Linked DNA regions of Homo sapiens: region 2 is linked to region 1. A link is an interaction called in ENCODE POLR2A ChIA-PET data of the cell type or tissue named here. Cell type or tissue: Panc1. All regions are shown on one strand. Each heading gives the region's core, and the rest is flanking DNA. Links, peaks and the distances in the headings are about the cores only. Region 1 overlaps DPF3 (double PHD fingers 3). Region 2 overlaps DPF3 (double PHD fingers 3).

The links. ChIA-PET counts read pairs that join two places held together with the same protein. Peaks named below come from ENCODE experiments on the same cell type or tissue, not always from the same donor. Only the 100,000 strongest peaks of a DNase experiment are listed, where the experiment ranks them.
Region 2: POLR2A ChIA-PET joins it to region 1 with 6 read pairs; 2 of 35 experiments call an interaction of 5 or more read pairs at or near these places.

The regions. Positions count from the first base shown.
Region 1 is chr14:72,605,442-72,613,652 of GRCh38, forward strand. It overlaps DPF3 (double PHD fingers 3), which reads right to left. Exons shown (of 11, transcript NM_001280542.3): 11 at 3,593-8,211. It also overlaps a transcript of RGS6 not described here. Among named protein-coding and RNA genes, the nearest start is that of MIR7843, 93 kb to the left of the region's middle. In Panc1, for the core only: no CTCF peak of the experiment used is centred there; a DNase peak (open chromatin) is centred at 3,100.
Region 2 is chr14:72,734,630-72,742,840 of GRCh38, forward strand. All of the region lies in intron 3 of DPF3 (double PHD fingers 3), which reads right to left. Among named protein-coding and RNA genes, the nearest start is that of DPF3, 160 kb to the right of the region's middle. RefSeq lists an enhancer at 7,453-8,211. In Panc1, for the core only: no CTCF peak of the experiment used is centred there; no DNase peak of the experiment used is centred there.

The DNA of each region.
Region 1 (8,211 bases), core at 1,941-4,440:
ACAGAACGAGCATTAACAATGCTAATTACCTGAAGTTTAGCCCGAACATTCCTAACCCACCCACCTTGGGGACACACTGTTGTTCTGGCCCTGCTAAAAGCGCTGATGGTTCAAAACACGGGCTGAGGCTTACGACGCAGATGTGACAGCAGAACACCAAGACAGGCCGGGCTGGGGACAGGTAGGGTAGTGTGTGCTGCAGGCTGCAGGGATGCCCAGGAATGGACAGAGTGGACCCTCCTGGTCATGATACCAATGTCCCTCTGCTCTTCTTAAGAGTAACCCAAGGGAGAAGCCCCAAGTGGAGATCAGACCCCCTTGGCAAAAGCCGGGAATGGGCTACATCCATTTGTGCATGGCAGAGGGTCATGGGACCGAGGTGACCTCCCATCATCACTCTGCACAACCTCAGAGGACACCCCTGTGCCCTTCCCACCATCTAGCCCCAAAGATGGTTTCAAACTGTTGCGTGTTTTTTGAAGCAGCAGAACCACCAATAGAAGACACAGATCAAATCGGAGCTGTGCTGGTCACTGGTTTGAGTTGAAAGTTGGGGCTCAAGGCTCAAGGACTTTCCTTCCACCCTTGTCCCCCGAGACCTCTGGGCATCCCCAAATCACTCCCAGAATCCTAGGCCTCTGCAAAGTCTGCTTGGAAAACCACTATTCTAGAACAATGTAAACCTCTGGCCTCATCGTGTCTGGTATTAAACCATGCCATTCCAAGGCACTGCATGGAAACACACTTTGCCAGACACCCCAGAAGGCCCCTGACTCAGGCCAACTCTGGGGGCTGGAAGACAGGCATGATCTTTTGGTGCATGTATACCTCGATCTGCATGGCCCCTTCCCCAAACCCGCTAAGTCTAGGGCTGACTTTATAGAAACTCATGCCTGTATCTATAAAGTCAAATGTCACCCAGCCAGATAAGACAAGATCTAGAACTTCTGATTCCTCTCTCAGTAGCCTTTCTGCCAACCCAGGGAGGGGAAACCATATTATATCTCTATCGCAACCCCACCCCTTAGACTCCCACTACTGCCGGGTGTTGAGCCACTCATCAACATCTTATCCCACTGGTCCCTTCTTCCTAGGTCTCGCCACCTCACTCCACCACCATTCCAAGCCTTTTCCTCTCCCCAGGGAAAAAGCAGAGGAAGGCCGTTCTGCTCTGCGTTTGCTTGAACATAACTTGGATCCTTCCACTTTTCCCCGCTGATAGTTTGGATGTGTGTTCCCACCAAATTCCGTGTTGAAATGTGATCCCCAGTGTTGGAGGTGGGGCCTAGTGGGAAGTGTTTGGGTCGTGGGGGTGGATCCCTCATGAACAGCTTTGTGCCCTCCCAGCGGTAGGTAATGACTGAGTTCTTGTTCTATTGGTTCACACTAGAACTGATTGTTAAAAAGAGTCTAGGACCTCCCCCTCTCTGTCTCACTCCTTCCCTCACCATGTGACACACCTGCTCCTCCTCAATTGAAAGCTTCCTGAGGTCCTTACAAGAAGCAGATGTTGGTGCCATGCTTCTTGTATAGCCTGCAGAGCCATGAGCCAAATAATCCTCTTTTCTTTACAAATTACCCATCCTCAGGCATATCCTTTAGTAACACAAAATGGACTAACACCCCCTCCCTCCTCCATCCCTCTGACTCAGGGCAATGTCAGTTTCTGGGCTGCATTATAATAGTTAACTTTCTCAGGTCCAACAGAACATGGCACATCTACTGCCTTCTCAAAAGACCTCTCTCAGAAATTGATGGGATAAAATGTCTTCGTCTGTTTGGGCCCCTATAATAAAGTGCCATAGACTGGGTGGCTTATCAACAATAAGCCAAATTTATTTCTCACAATTCTGGAGACTGGAAAGTCCAAGATCAAGGTGCCAGCAGATTCGGTGTCCAGCAAGGGCCTGCCTCCTCATGGACAGCCACCTTCTCACTCCAACTTCACATGGTGAAGGGGCAAGGGGTCTGTCTTGGGCTTCCTTTATAAGGGCACTAATGCCGTGCATGTGGACTCTGCCCCCCATGACATAATCACCTCCCAAAGTCCCTGCTTCTAATACCATCACCCTGAGGGTGGAGATTTCAACATATGGATTTTGGGGGACATACCATTCATACCATAGCAGACTAGGATGCAATGCCGGGTTCCCTGGGGTTAAAGCAGAAATGTGCACAGCTCTCTGTGCAGATGAAAGGCCTGAATGTGGGTGTCTGTGTAATCGTCTGCTGCCTGGATTTTGTTATATGAGCCTAAGTCCCCCTGATTGCTGAATTTAGCAGTTCAGCATTGCAGGTCCAGCTGTCACTTGAAACTGCTTTGGGTGAAGGCCTGGCCTTTCCCCTCTGGTCCCTGAATGCGAACATCTCTCCCACTGCAGAGATGGCTCGACAACCTGCTCAATGACCCATGTCCGCAGCAACCATCAATGGCTTCTCTGCCGAAATAACGGCCCCACATTATGCTTAGAAAAGCAAAGGCTGAAGGCGCATGGATGACTCATTAAAGAACAGTGCAGCACTCACTTAGGGGAGGAATAAAAAGTGACATGGTGTCTTCCCACTGCCATGCCCACCTGTGTCTTACCAAAATGCACAGTAGCTTCCAACTAAAACCACGCTGACTGATCGAGACCAGGGAGCTCATGTTCTAGTTCCCTCAATTTCCCCCTTGACCCCGTTCATCACATGTTGTACTATTACCTGTCTGGTGCCTGCCTCCTTGGCAAGATTGTGAGCCTCATGAGAGGTAGAGCTTTGTCTTCTCTGCTGTAGCCCCAGTACCTAGCATAGAGTAGAGGCCTTTATTTATCTATCTAAAATTTATTTTTGGGAGACTGACTCTTAACTTGCAGCCTCAGGAAACCAATTCCCGCATGGACCAGGAGTCCTATACCCACAGGCTGTTGCTTTAAGGCCATTGCTAAGCAGACTCTAGAGACTCTAGGGGCAGATGTGTCCTCTGTGATACCTCTTGCTCCTTGCCCAGGGCAGCCAACTCACTGCCTTCATGGAAGGCAGCTGAGAGAAAAGAAGCAATGACTCAGCTGGCTTCTAGATGGGTCCTGCACCAGAGGTCTCTCTCTCTCCCCAACCATATTCCCCCACCTCTCCTGTGAGTCATCTCTGATTCATCAACCTCCCTTCTCCTAGAAAATCTAGGGGGCTCCTTTCAGGATGCCCTAGGAGCTTCTCTGAGGGGTCTCCAGAAAAGGAGCTGCTCTACTCCTGCAGATGAAGCTCTCAGTTAAGGCCTGAAGCTATGCTGCCCACTGTGCCCATGAAAGCTGTCACGGTGACTGTGGCTTCCCTGGTGCTATGTATGACGTGGCCAGAAGCTCATCACCAGGCAGCAACTGAGACCTGGAATTTGTTGCTCCTGGAGTCTCCCTGCAACCATGAAAGCACTAGTGTTTCTCTGGAGCCTGATGCACACGCATGCGTGTTTCTCTCTCTCCCTCTCTCTCTTTCTCTCTCTCTTACACAATGCAGTCCTACTGCACACCCCAACATGAAAGGGCTCTACCCCCACAGGATCTCTACATTTGCAAGTGAGGTCCTAACTATCCGTAGGGAAAATAAGAGTTTCCAAGAGTTTTAAAGCCTTTTATTTGTTTACACATTCTCTAAATTGCAGACAAAAGATTCACTACGTGGGTAGTCAACATTGCTAACCAATCACAGAACAAGATACTAACCACAGCAAGGAAGGGGTAGGGGCTTGTGACTCAGTCTTTGAGAACGTGCGAGCATTCCATGGGATATCGAGGGGTCCCAAAGAAGAAGGCTGCTCGATCCCCACATTCTTCATCTCATCAGCGACAGGTCTCCCTCCCAGAACCCCATCAGGACAGGAGAAAAGGCAGCAAGAGAGGTGGGGTGGTCCTGGCACGTGGGCCACCAGTCTTCTGAATGAAGAGTGAGTCCCGGGTCAGGAGTCCACATCAGGTGTGGGCTGCTTCCAATCTGTAGGTTCTCCTGGAGATTGTCACAATCTGCCAGCTCTCTGGGAATCACAGAACCATCATGTCCCCTTAGGATGGCAGAAGATGTGGCACAGCCTCAATCTCCAACACTGAAACACTGAGAGAGCTTGATACGTTCCTTAGGCAGGGCAGAAACATCACAGCACTTCACGTTAGGAACCACGAAAGAGTGGGAACCTGACACACGTGGGAAGGGCACATCCCCAGAGGACAGAGGACAAGGGTGGCACACACACCTACAGAGACCGCAACCACATCACAGTGAAGGAGGAGGACAGCTAACGGGGTGGGAGGTGGGAGCTTTTTGTTTGTCTGTTGCTGTCGTTGCTTTTTAGAGAAGCCAGGGTGGGCCAAATGGAGATATTGTCTCAAGACCATTACACACAGCTTCCCAAATCTGTAGCCCTTTTCTGTAACCTCATGAAAGCTGTGTCAGACTCAGTCCTGGTCTGAAGTACCAAAGCAGCCCAAGGCAAAACCTCATCTGCAAGAGGCAATGCGGCGTTGGGTCCCAAGGATCAGTGGGGAGGGTGTTCAAAAGAGCAAAAAGGGAAACCCTCTTTCATAGGCATTTCTCTCACTGGAGACCCACTCTCTTGGTCATTCCTTTATGACTGAGAGTCTCAGAAGGAGTTGTGAGTGTGAGGTAAAAGAGACAAGCAAGCATTTTGGAATGATGGGGATAAAATGTTGCAGTGGCTTCCCTCTCTGGTGCCCATACCTGGAAGAAGCAATCCCAGGTTTGCTTCGTATCTGCAGGTCTAGAGACATCAATGGAGGCAGCAATTGGAGATCTCAGTGTGTTTCCAGGGTCTCTGACTCAACTAGAGGGCATCCAAGGCCTGGTGGAGCCTGTGCAGGCCTGAGCTTCCTCGTGGAGCAGCAGGTAGGCAGCTCATTCCCAGGGACCTGGTCATCCTTCCTACCATAGGAGCCACCTGCCAAAGCCCACCCAGAGGAATCCCAGCGTTCACAAATGGAGGCGCCCTCACCAAAGCCACTGGACCAGCCTGTCCCTGAGAAGAGACACAGAGGGGCTTCAGCAATGAGAAGAAGAAAACCAATTTCTTTTGGCTTCTTAGCAGAGATGCTCCATGTCTTGGCTGTCAGAGAAATTGAGCTTACAAATTGCCCTCACCCTGAACCCACTTGGCAACGGGGAGATGACCTGGTTGAGGTCTAGTTCTGGCTTTTGTGAATCGACCGTGTGACGTAGACAGCACAGCATCAGGCCAGGAAGGCGCCTGATGAGACCGTGTTCTCAGCCTGAGAGCGCGCTCAAGGGCAGGTGGGAGATGGAGCCTTCTCAGAGCTCAGCCACTGGCTCTTGGGCTCCCAGGTTCATCCCTCAAGGAGCTGGGGACCTGAGGGCTCAGGGCCCACCACTGGCTGCCTGGGGGAAGTGCTGCCAGTCTGGTGTGGAAAGGGTCCAAGTCAGAGGCCTTTGCCTCACCCCTTCCACCAGCAGGGCCATTCAGAGAAGTCTTGGCTCAAAAGAACGTTGCCCACAGGCTTTCAAGTAGGTGAGTGGACCAAACCCCTGCATGCTTTTCAGGCTGTCACGCACTTTAAAACCAGACTCACAGCCAAGCCTTGTGTCCCTGACTACCTCCACAGAGATCACCAGAATTCTCCTCACTGGGAGTCATGTGCCATCCAGGGCCCCAGAGGAGCCTTCCCTTGGGCCACCCCCCACAGAGAAGCTATAGCTCTGAGCCAACATCCACACATGGACAGATACACACCTTCCCCCAAGCCCAGGCATTTTGCTTGAAAGCAAGGTTGGTGTGGCTTCTTCAGGGAATAACTCAAAGCTGAAATCTGGCTGTGACACGTGTGGAGAAAAGGAAAGATGAAACAAACGGTTTATTCCTAATGCTGTCAACACAAACAACTGAGAGTCTAAGCCAGCACGAAGCTAGGATCTGACAAGCACCTGGCCAAAGGTGAGCATGGAAGGTTTGCTGAAAACCTCTCTGATGCTGGGTTTCATCCCTGCACACACCAGCAGTGCCAGATACAGGCGTGGGGCAGCTGACCTTGCTGGGGTCTGGTGGAGTGTGCCCAATCTGTACTTGAAGCCCCCACCCCCCCAGTCCCGCTCTCTGCTTTCTCTAGCAGGGAAAAGACCACTGTGGGGGTCATTTTCTGCCTCTGATCAGGCCCTGCCAGTTGCACCTCCCTGCCTTCCACCCCAGAAACCCACAAGCAGCTCTGGGGACACTGGCTGCCCAACACACTCCAGGCCAGGTGACTTCATCAGTTCACCAGTTTTAATGCTGAGGATGCTGTCATCCAAGGGCATCCAGTGCTTGGAAAAGCAGATTAAAGCAACTAGGCTGAGGTCATCTGTTTTCTTCCCCCGACCCCTCAGCCTCCACAGGGTAGAAATCACTGGATGCCTCCACCTGCTTGTCTTCTACTGAGGAACACGCATCCTCAACAGAGAAACCTACATATACTTACACCTTCCGTGATGGCGCGATACTTGACCTACAATCACGATTGCTTGGCAGAGCTTAATTTCATGGCTGAAAAGCAACTTGAAGGCTAGGCCAGCATGCGGTTTATTTTCCAGCCCCTACAGGACCTAGAGCATTGCCTCGCACACAGTCGATGCCCTGCCAAGGGTTTTAATTTAGCCAGTAACAGCCTGCCCTGCAATGATTCATGGCAGGCAAAAGATGGGTTCATTTTCCTTCAGAGGAAAAACCCCCAGGGTGGACAACCATGGCAGATGAGTGGGGGGCAGCTTGGATGGACTCTGTTCCCTTTCCTGGCCAGAGGAGCACAAATGCCCCCTAAGCATCTGACCATTCATTGCAAAAGCATGACCCATCTGCTTTCCCAAATGCCATGTGGACCAGACGCATTGGTGAGCCAGGGACGCCCTGCCTACCTACCCCGCCTCTCTCCAGCCACCTGCTCCCCACCTCCTCTGCTCTGAGATAATCATTCTATATTTTCATGCTCTTGCTCACATATCAGGCAGTGTTTCTGTCCTTTTTTTTTTTCTAGTACCTAATTTAGGCTTCTTCAACTACATGTTGAAAATGTGCACGGGGTATATTTTCTTTTTCCTATACGCCACTGTTGCTTCCCACTTCCCACCTCCACCCCACTCCTTAGCATCTATCACGGCAGAGGGAAGGGAGGAAACAGTGCAGGGAAGGGAGAGGGCAGGAGGAGAATCAGGGTCTCAGTGGGGAGTAGACATGGAAGGGCAAACCAAGTCCGTATAAACCACAAACCCCATTCTAGCCATAAAAGCTTTGCATCCCTTTGATAGCAGAATTGAGACTTTTGAAGTACCCAACTATTGCCAAATATCTTTCATGAAAAGAAGCATAGGTGAACGAAGGGAAGAGAAGGAGAGAGGTCGCGGAGCCAGTAGCTTTCCAAGCACAAGGCTCCCTTTGCAACCCTGGTGGCTGTGCAGAGGCTGAGAGCTGGAGGAGCAGGACTGGAGAAGACTTCAGGAAAGATGCACCTTGCCTGGCAGCCCCTGGCTCTCCCTCTTGTCCTGGAGCAACATCAAAGTTTCCCTTTGGTTCATTAAGTAGGGCGTGTGTGTGTGTGTGTGTGTGTGTGTGTGTGTGTGTGTATGTGCGTGCGTGCACGCACGCGCATGCACATGGGCATTCCTGTTCTCATCATCAATATTCATAACATTGAAATGAAGAACAGAGATGCAGAGAGGCGAGCAAATGAGCAAATGGGATGCAGTGAGTGAAAATATAACCTGGGAGTCTGTAGGGTTGTGTTGCTGAGGGAATATATAGGCCCCAGGGGCTCACAGGCCTCTGCCATTTCCTACAAGGCCCACTTACCTGCCCTCCCGTCCCCACCATGGCCGCGTTTATTTGCTAGACAGGGTTGGTGCCAGCCTACAGGGCCATTTTGCTCAATGCCTGGGCTAGAGGTCATGATAAGTAATTATATCTCTGTCCAAGAGGGTTCTGGCTGCCTGCCAGTCCTGGTTCCTGCCTTCCTCTGGCCTGCCCTGGGAAATGTCGCCATCAGCAAAATACTCCCTTCTCCTGGTGGAGCCAAAGAAGGGGAACTGTGGAAGGTCCCTCTCTCAAGGCCACCTGCCCTATGACCTGAGGTTGGCACTGGAGCAGAGAAAGGGAAGGAGTGGGGACAGAAGCTGGAACAAAGGGCCCTGGGGAGTCACCTCAGGACCCCCTCACAGCCAGGGCTCACTCAGAACCCAGAGAGAGCC
Region 2 (8,211 bases), core at 3,036-5,535, 130 kb after region 1:
ATGGTACAGCATTTTAGAGCTAGAAAAGACCTTATAGATCATCTAATTCAATCATCTCATTTTGTAGATGCGTCACCCGAGACCCTGAAAAGTTAAGTAACCACCAACAGCCACACAGCAGGATGAGAATGCAGCTGAATGATATTTCCAAGTTGCCACTGAAATCACGACAATGGCCCCCTCTCATTGTATTCTTATTAGTGGTTGACAGGCTTAGGCTGAGCCCTGAATGAGCTTTGGTACATCCGTGTACATGCAGAGGGCTTGGCAAGCAGCAAACATTCAAAACTTAGCAGCTGTTACTGCTACGTATCAATCCCCACTACACCCAAGAGCACAGTTATTAACCCGTTTTACAGATGAGGGCAGTGCAGCTTATAGAGGTTGAGAACTTGCTTGATATCACACAGCTGGTAAGGGGCAAAGCCCGGCCTTAAACTCAATCTGCCTTCAGACCCAGTCACCTAATTAGGCTGCATGGACTCCACCCTGTCTCTCTGTGGTCCTTCCTTGAAAAGTCTTTTTCCAAACCTTTATGCATTTTCATTACATTCTGAGACTCACTCCATAGTTTTCATATTTCAGGATAAAAGGCAGATCTTTAACTGAGGATGAGGGCAGGTTTGTGCCATGGTTTTGGGTTCTGCTCTATACGATCATCCCCGTGCAATGTTCACCATTCTGCGACAGTATCTACCCACTATAGAATGTTCCATCAATAGTGAACTTGCCCCTCTCTTCCTTCTCCTGCTCTTCCTTCCTCCTCTGATAAATATGCCTCCATCCTGCTTTCCCATAATTGAATCTACTCTCTTGGTCCTCTTTAACCAAACTTTACCAGATAGGCACAGTAGAAGAATCAAGAGGGAAAACAGAACCAAATGGGAAAAGTGAAATGGAAAAAGCAAGAAGGGATCTCCAATAGCATCAAGAGTCCAATCCCTTAAACAGGAAAGTGAAGCACAGAAAGATATAGAGATTCCCCCAGGGTCACAGAGACATGTAGTGGCATCTTGCTTCCCTAATTACCACAATAGTTGATTTGCTCCCATAGGTTCTGCCTTCAGACAGCCCTGGAGTCAATCCCTAGCCTTGCCACGTATTAGTAAAGGGACCATGGGCTAGCTACGTAACCTAAGCCTCCATTTCCATATGTGGTAAATGGGTGTGGTCATAGTATCTATTTCAGTGTTGGCGAATCAAACATGGCAATGTGCTACATAAAGAAACGCTAAAAGAATCCACACACAAAAAAACTAGTGTGATAAATAGGGTAGAAGATGAGGCTTATCAACTTTTGTTTTATTCTATTCAAAACTTAGATTCAAAATTAGATCATATACGTAAAGAATCTACAACATGGTAAGTATCCTAAAAATGCTAGATGTTATTCCCTAAGTTTGAATAGTTTTGATTTCAATGGTACAGCTGCACTGTCCAACAGAAATGTAATACCGGCCACTTATGTAATTTTTAACTTACTAGTAGTCACATGTAGAAAAAGGAAGAAAGTCAGGTGTCATTAATTTTAATAAGATATTGTATCCGATCTGGTATTTCTAAAACATTACCATTCAACATGAAATCAACATAAAAATATGGACGCAAAATTTTACATTCTTTTATCTGCATTGTCTTCAAAGTCTGGTGGGTATTTTCCATTTAGAGCGTATCTCAATTCAGACTAGCCACATTTCAAGAGCTCCATAGCCACAGGTGGCTACCAGCTACCATAATGGACAGTGCAGATTTGCAGCATTAAAAATAACATTAACTATGACTTTGCTTCCAAAAAATGGAAAGAATTTTACTGTGGTTCTTAATGTTGTCCACGTAATAGCTGCCGAGTGCCATTCCAAGAGCAGAGTTCTAGCGGATCACTGCAAACCCTGGTTGCAAAGCATGATGGGTAAGGCCTGCAAGGTCAGAGTGAAAGGGTAGCCATCCCTCCCTACAAACAAACACAGGGTGCACTCTGCCTCCTGACCACAGGAGGTCCCAGAATGAAGGAGGAAGAAAGGTAACAGGTCCAAGCCCTTGCACAATGTATGTCCTAAACACACTTCTATTGAGCCCTTAGGGATTTCATTTATCCAATTTTATTTGAATATGGCCCATCTGGATATAGGATTTAATAATTCTTTGAAAGTGTACTCATTTTGAACCTCACACAAACTTGGGGCCCACATAACCCGACAGGAGCCATTGAACCTTTAACATTAAAAGAAAATGGTCCAAAACACACACATAATTCATCTTTAAATTAGCCTGATTTTATACACATGGATATAAACCCATGGATCGTTACTCTCTCCAGAGCGGCAGCAGCTGTCACCCAAGCCAGCCGCCTCCCTGGGCCCCCGTAAGCAGCTCTGCCTCTACTTCTAATTGGGAACAGAGATACTCCTTGGGTGACTTCCAGCACGATCCATCACACCAGAGACAGCTTCTGTGCAAACCGAAGCAAATCGGTTTCTAAATAAGAAAAAACCTCCGAGACAAACAAGGATTGAAGCATAGAAAGTCTTTTAAAAACAACCAAAAAAAGCACAAATAAAAGCAAAAAAACAAACAAACAAACAAAAAAAACCACACACACACACAGAAATTTCCAGCAAAGAGCAATGGCTTCTTCTCTTTAGGGCTACAGACAGGGCAGCCATCCTCTTGGGTGCAGATCAAAGCCACAAGCTTTTGACACAGGTGCCCCAAGCCTGCCACCCAATGCACTGAAAGCAAAGCTTCCACTGGGTTGTTGGAGCCACCGAGCTCATTAACAGGATGCAGGCGAGATGAGTCTGAAAGTGCAACATGGGAGCACAGTGAGTAATTAAATCCCAGGTCATTTAAAAATGCAAACGCCACGAATGTCATGAGCTCCCCAAGCCTCTGACTCCTTCTCCTTCGTTATTTGGCTCAGGATGAAGGACTGGAAACCTGCAAGTCGTATATGGATTATAATAAAATATGCCATATAGAAAACAGATTAAGACAGTTCTTCTTTGGGGAAATATACAAGGAGAGGAGCTGTCTGTTAGCTGTCGAGTTTGCAAGAGATACCATCTTTCGGGAGGCAGTGTGTTCTGCCAACAGACAGACTGCCCCAAGGGAAATTGTGGTGAAACACCCCGACAAGGCGCATCCATCCGTCCATCCATCATGGGCTCCCTCTGATGCAGGGGCCTGGAGATAGAGTTATGGTGCAAAAGGGAGGGAGAAATCCCACAGACAATGGCAAAGAATCCTCCTGCTAGATCATGAGTGCTCAATTTTTTTTTTTTTTAGCTGCCTCTAGTTTTTCTTCAAAAATACAAACATGCAGTTTTCTCGTCTGGGTGCTTATTATATTGAGGAGTTAAGCTCATCATATTTCCTTGGATTTATACATCAAATTACACGAAGGAGAAAAGAGCTTAAGAATCATTATTTCATTTATCCCCATCAGACTGTCAGACTCGTGAGGAGGGAGAAGGGAGGGAGGTATTGTTATCTCTCACCTCACAGGGGAAGAGACTGGGGAGGGGGATCAGAGACCTGATTTCCTAAGATGGTGGCAGGCCCAGGGATCCATCTGCTCATTCCCTAGGGGTGCCACTTTCTTGGCTGCCTTTGACTCCCTGTTTTGTGACTCATAAAGCTCGAAATAGATGAGGTTCACATTGAGGACCCATCACCCAGGCTGCACCCTGCAGGCCCTATTACCACTTGCTTTAGAATCTCAGGATATCCATATAACAGGAGGACTCATCCCTCCCCCATATGGCCTCTGCTGCACCTACCCTCTCACCCCTAAGTAGACACGCCAGGATGGGTTACGGCATCCAGATATCAGGACCACAGATAAGCATTCCCCCACCCCGAGATACAGAAAAACACCCACACTGCCCAAGGAAGCTCACCACTGAGCTGCCAGCAGACCAGGTAAATGCAGCTACCAGGAGGGTGAGACGGGGAGGGTGGTGGGAGTGGACAGAGTGCGGGCAGCATTTCCAAAGGCAAGGTCGGGGAATCAGGAGAGGCTGGTCAGATGGTACAGAGTGTCAGTCAGACAGGATGAATATGTTCTGGAGATCTGTTGTACAGCATGGTGACTCCAGTTATTAGTAATGAAAATTGCTAAGAGAGTCAATCTTAAATGTTCTCATGCACACACAAAAAATGACAAGAATGTGGAGTGATAGATACATTAACTAGCTTCATTTAGTCATTTCACAATGTATATATATATTTAAACATCACACTGTATGCCATAAATATATATAACTTTTATTTGTCAATTATGCCTTAATAAAGCTCGGAGGGAATAAAAAAGTAAATAATAAAAATGCAGGCTGGGAGCAGTGGTTCACACCTATAATCCCAATATTTTGGGAGGCGAGGTGGGTGGATAACTTGAGGTCAGGAGTTTGAGACCAGCCTGGCCTACATGGTGAAATCCCATTTCTACCAAAAAAACACAAAAATTAGCCATGTGGGATCGTACGCACCTGTAGTCCCAGTGACTCGAGAGGCTGAGGTGGGAGAATCGCTTGAACCTGGAAGGGGGAGGTTGCAGTGAGCCAAGATCATGCCACTGCGCTCCAGCCTAGGTGACAGAGTGAGACTCTGTCTCAAAAAAAAAAAAAATGCATAGTGCAAAGAAATACAGACAACCAGAAAGTGCAAAAAGCTGCTCTGGGGTGAACTCTCAGCTCCATTACCCTAAAGCACACACTTGGCCTTGATCTCCTTATCTGTAAACCTGGGAGAACAAAACCCACTTCCCACTGTTGTTATGGGGCCAAAGGAGATAATACATATGAAGTGTCTGGCACAGGTGAGATGCTCAATAAGTATGAGCTCCCTTCTTTCCACCTCCTACAGTTTCCCTCTCCTTGTGCTTTTCAGCAAAAAAACCCTCACCTTTCTGACACTCTAAGACCACCAGATGTGGTGAGTGAGGCACAGCTAACCCCACCATGGGCATGAGCCCAGGGAGGATGGAAACAAACGGAATCTGAGGCAGGTAACAGGATGGAAGAGGCCAAGAATGAGACGCAGCTGGAAAGCAGACGCTGGTGCTGCTCCAAGTCCAGGGTGGCCATTGCTCCTGGAGCTTCGGGGGAAAAATCATGGCAGAGCCACAGTGGAAGATACCCTGCTTTATCCCTTCATTTGGCAAGTAATTATCAAGCACCTACTATGTATCGACTCTGTTCTAGGTGCTGGGGCAATGACTCTGAAGAAAAGAGACAAAAATCCCGGCCCTCATAGAATTTATATTCTAGCAAGAGAGAAACAATACATGAAGCAAACAAGTGAAACCTTCAGTGTGACAGATGGTAATCAGTGCTTTGGAGGAAAAACAGAGCCAAGGAGGAGAAGTTGGAGTGTCAGGGTGATGGGAGGGGGGTTACACTTTTAAATGTGGCCAGGAAAGTGCAAGCCTGAAGGAAGAGAGGGAGGGGGCTACGCTGACATCCAGGCAAAGACGTTCCAGGCAAAGGGGCCTTCAGCACAAAAGCTCTGAAGCCGGCCCATCTGCCTGGAGCACGGTGAGCCAGGGGGATGGTAGGAGACCAGCTTGGGGAGCTACAGGGGCATTGAAGGCCATGTAGGCACCTGCAAGAATGTTGGCGTCCACCCCAAATGCAATGGCAAGCCGCTGGAGGTGTTGAGCAAAGCATGATATAATGATGCCTACATGTTAACAGAATCACTCTGAGAATAAGTGAAGGGGGTCGGAGCAGATGTGGGGTGACCAGTGAGGAGTTACTGCAAAATGTATGTCGTCTCTTAATGAGTTTGGTGCTTGGGGAGGGAGCTATGCACGATATGGACAGAGCTCTGTCCTCATGGTACTAATATTGTGGTTCTCAGATGTGTCCTGGGGGCAGTAAGCACTGGGGAGCAGTGCCCTGAGCAGGGGGCTTCCCCACCAGTGAACCAGGATGGAGGCCAAGTGGAGAGGCTGGTGTCAATGCAAAGTGGGCAAAGGTGTGAAGCCACACCAGGGTGAGTCCACGGAGGAATGGCTCTTCAAGAAGAAAGTGGACCAGCCCAGGCCAAGGGCAGGGAAAAAGATCTAGCCACATGGGCCTGGCCTGGCATACCATGGTTTAACAGGTGTAGTAAAAGCAGAGAGGAGGCCTTCCCAGTTCATCTCTGTGCCCTGGGCCATGGGTGCCTCGGGGCTGAGTTCTGGGACATAGGAGTGAGGTCCTGCAAGCTGTGGTTCTGGTAAAGGTGGGTCCCACGGCCAAGTTCTAGGTCATCTATAGACTGGGGCCTTTTAAAAGGCTATAAGACAGAGCTGGGCATGGTGGCGCATGCCTGAATTCCCAGCTACTCAGGAGGCTGAGGCAGGAGGAGGATCACGTGAACACAGGAGTTCAAATATAGCCTAAGGAACACAGCAAGGCCCGTCTCTAAAAATAAATAAATAAATAAAATAAAATGAATAGACTCTAAGGCAGAATGAGTTGCCATTCTGGGCCAGATGGCACACACTTTTCCAGCGGGGCAGTGAGCTGTCTGCAGCAAATTCATTTTCGGTGTTGGGGACGGGAACTGTGTTGCAGAGACCCACCCAGCAGTGCAGTGTGGAGGTAGAATCACAGTGCCTCCTCACACTTGCCAAGTCCTCCACCCTCCATCCCACACGCCTCTCAGAATAACCCCGCAAAATCACCATGACCCACATCTCACAGATGAAGGACTGAGGCAGGAGTGGTTAGGAAATTGTCCAAAATCACACAGCCAGTGGCTGGAGGGATCTAGACTTGAACCTAGGCCTGTGATCCCTGTTTGGTGCCTGTCCTCCTGCAGAGCAAGGATATTTGGACAGGGAAGGCCCCTACAACCCAAAACCAAACAGCCAAGATGGCAACACTTGGGCCCCCCAGGCCAGGCTGGGAACCACAAGGGAAGCCAAGCTCAGCCACCCCAGGCCTCTCCTCTCTGGCGGAGCCTCCCTCATCTGTGAAGCAGAGATGATGAGAGCTAAGTCATGTTCTCCAAGGTTAAGATCAAACACCAGACATGTCTCTTTCCCTCATCCCTTTAGAAATCTTTACTGCCCATGTACTATGTGCCAAGCCTCATGCTGGGTGCTAGGGATACAGATGAAGAAACAGATGGGCCCTCGCCGTCAAGTTGTCCACCTCCCAGTGGGCAGAGGTACAGGTGAGCAGGCAATGGCATAACTGGGTGATCCCTCAGACTCACAACTCATGCTCTACACGTGGCTCTGCCAGGTCCCACTGCAAAACATGACCGTGGACACTCAGCAGCAGCCGTGCCACTGTCCTGCCCACTGCCTGCTGCCAGCCCACCTCCTCGGCCAGCCCAAGCTCCCAGAGCCCTGCAGAACACCAGCAGAGCTGGGGAACACGAGCAGAGCTGAAGTCACACAGACTTCGTCCCCCAGTCCCTGCTCCTTTCCTGAGACGGACAGGAAGGCAAAAGGAGCAGGTCCCTTCCAGCACGTAATAGCCACAGCCTGAGTGGGGGCTGCACGCCCTGCCCACCTCGCTCCAGCTCCCCTTCTCATGAGGCCAACCAGAGCTGACGAAGCTGCCGGTGCAGGCCTCCAGATGGATGGCTGCAGGCTCTGACACTGCAGGAAAGAGATAAATGACTGGTCATTTCCCCCTGATGCACTTGAAGGCATCCATTCTCCCAGCCGTACCAAGCTCAGGCAACCCCCACCGCCCAGAGACAGATAAGCACTGACAGATGGGGGTGGGAGCCGGAGCGTCCTTCCCCCTCGGAAGGACACAGCCAGACTCCTCTGCAGGCCGGGAGAAGGTCGCGTTGTCCATTGGCTCACACCTGGCTCGAGGCTCCGCGGGTCCCTTCCTCCATCTCCCCGTTCTTGCCCACCCCCGCCTGGCTCATCCATCTGAAGAGCACACGGCAGAGGGGGAAGGCTGGGGGCAGAAGGAGCCGCTGACAGGCTCATCAATCTCAGGTTACATGCTTGGCACCTCGGCGTTCCTTAAGTTGTTCCCGGATTGGGAGGGTGTCGCAGGAGCCAGGGGCACTGTCTTGAGGAGAAGAGAAATCGCACCGAACATCAGAGAGCAAATGGTGGAGAAGCCTGGAGACTATTAAAATGTGGGCCATGTACAAAAGCAGTAGGGAACTAATTAAGATGCAGGATTTTCAAAAGCTGGGGAAGTTGGCCGCAGCCTGCTCCCATCTGTAGAGTTCTGGCAGTTCAGCGCAGCA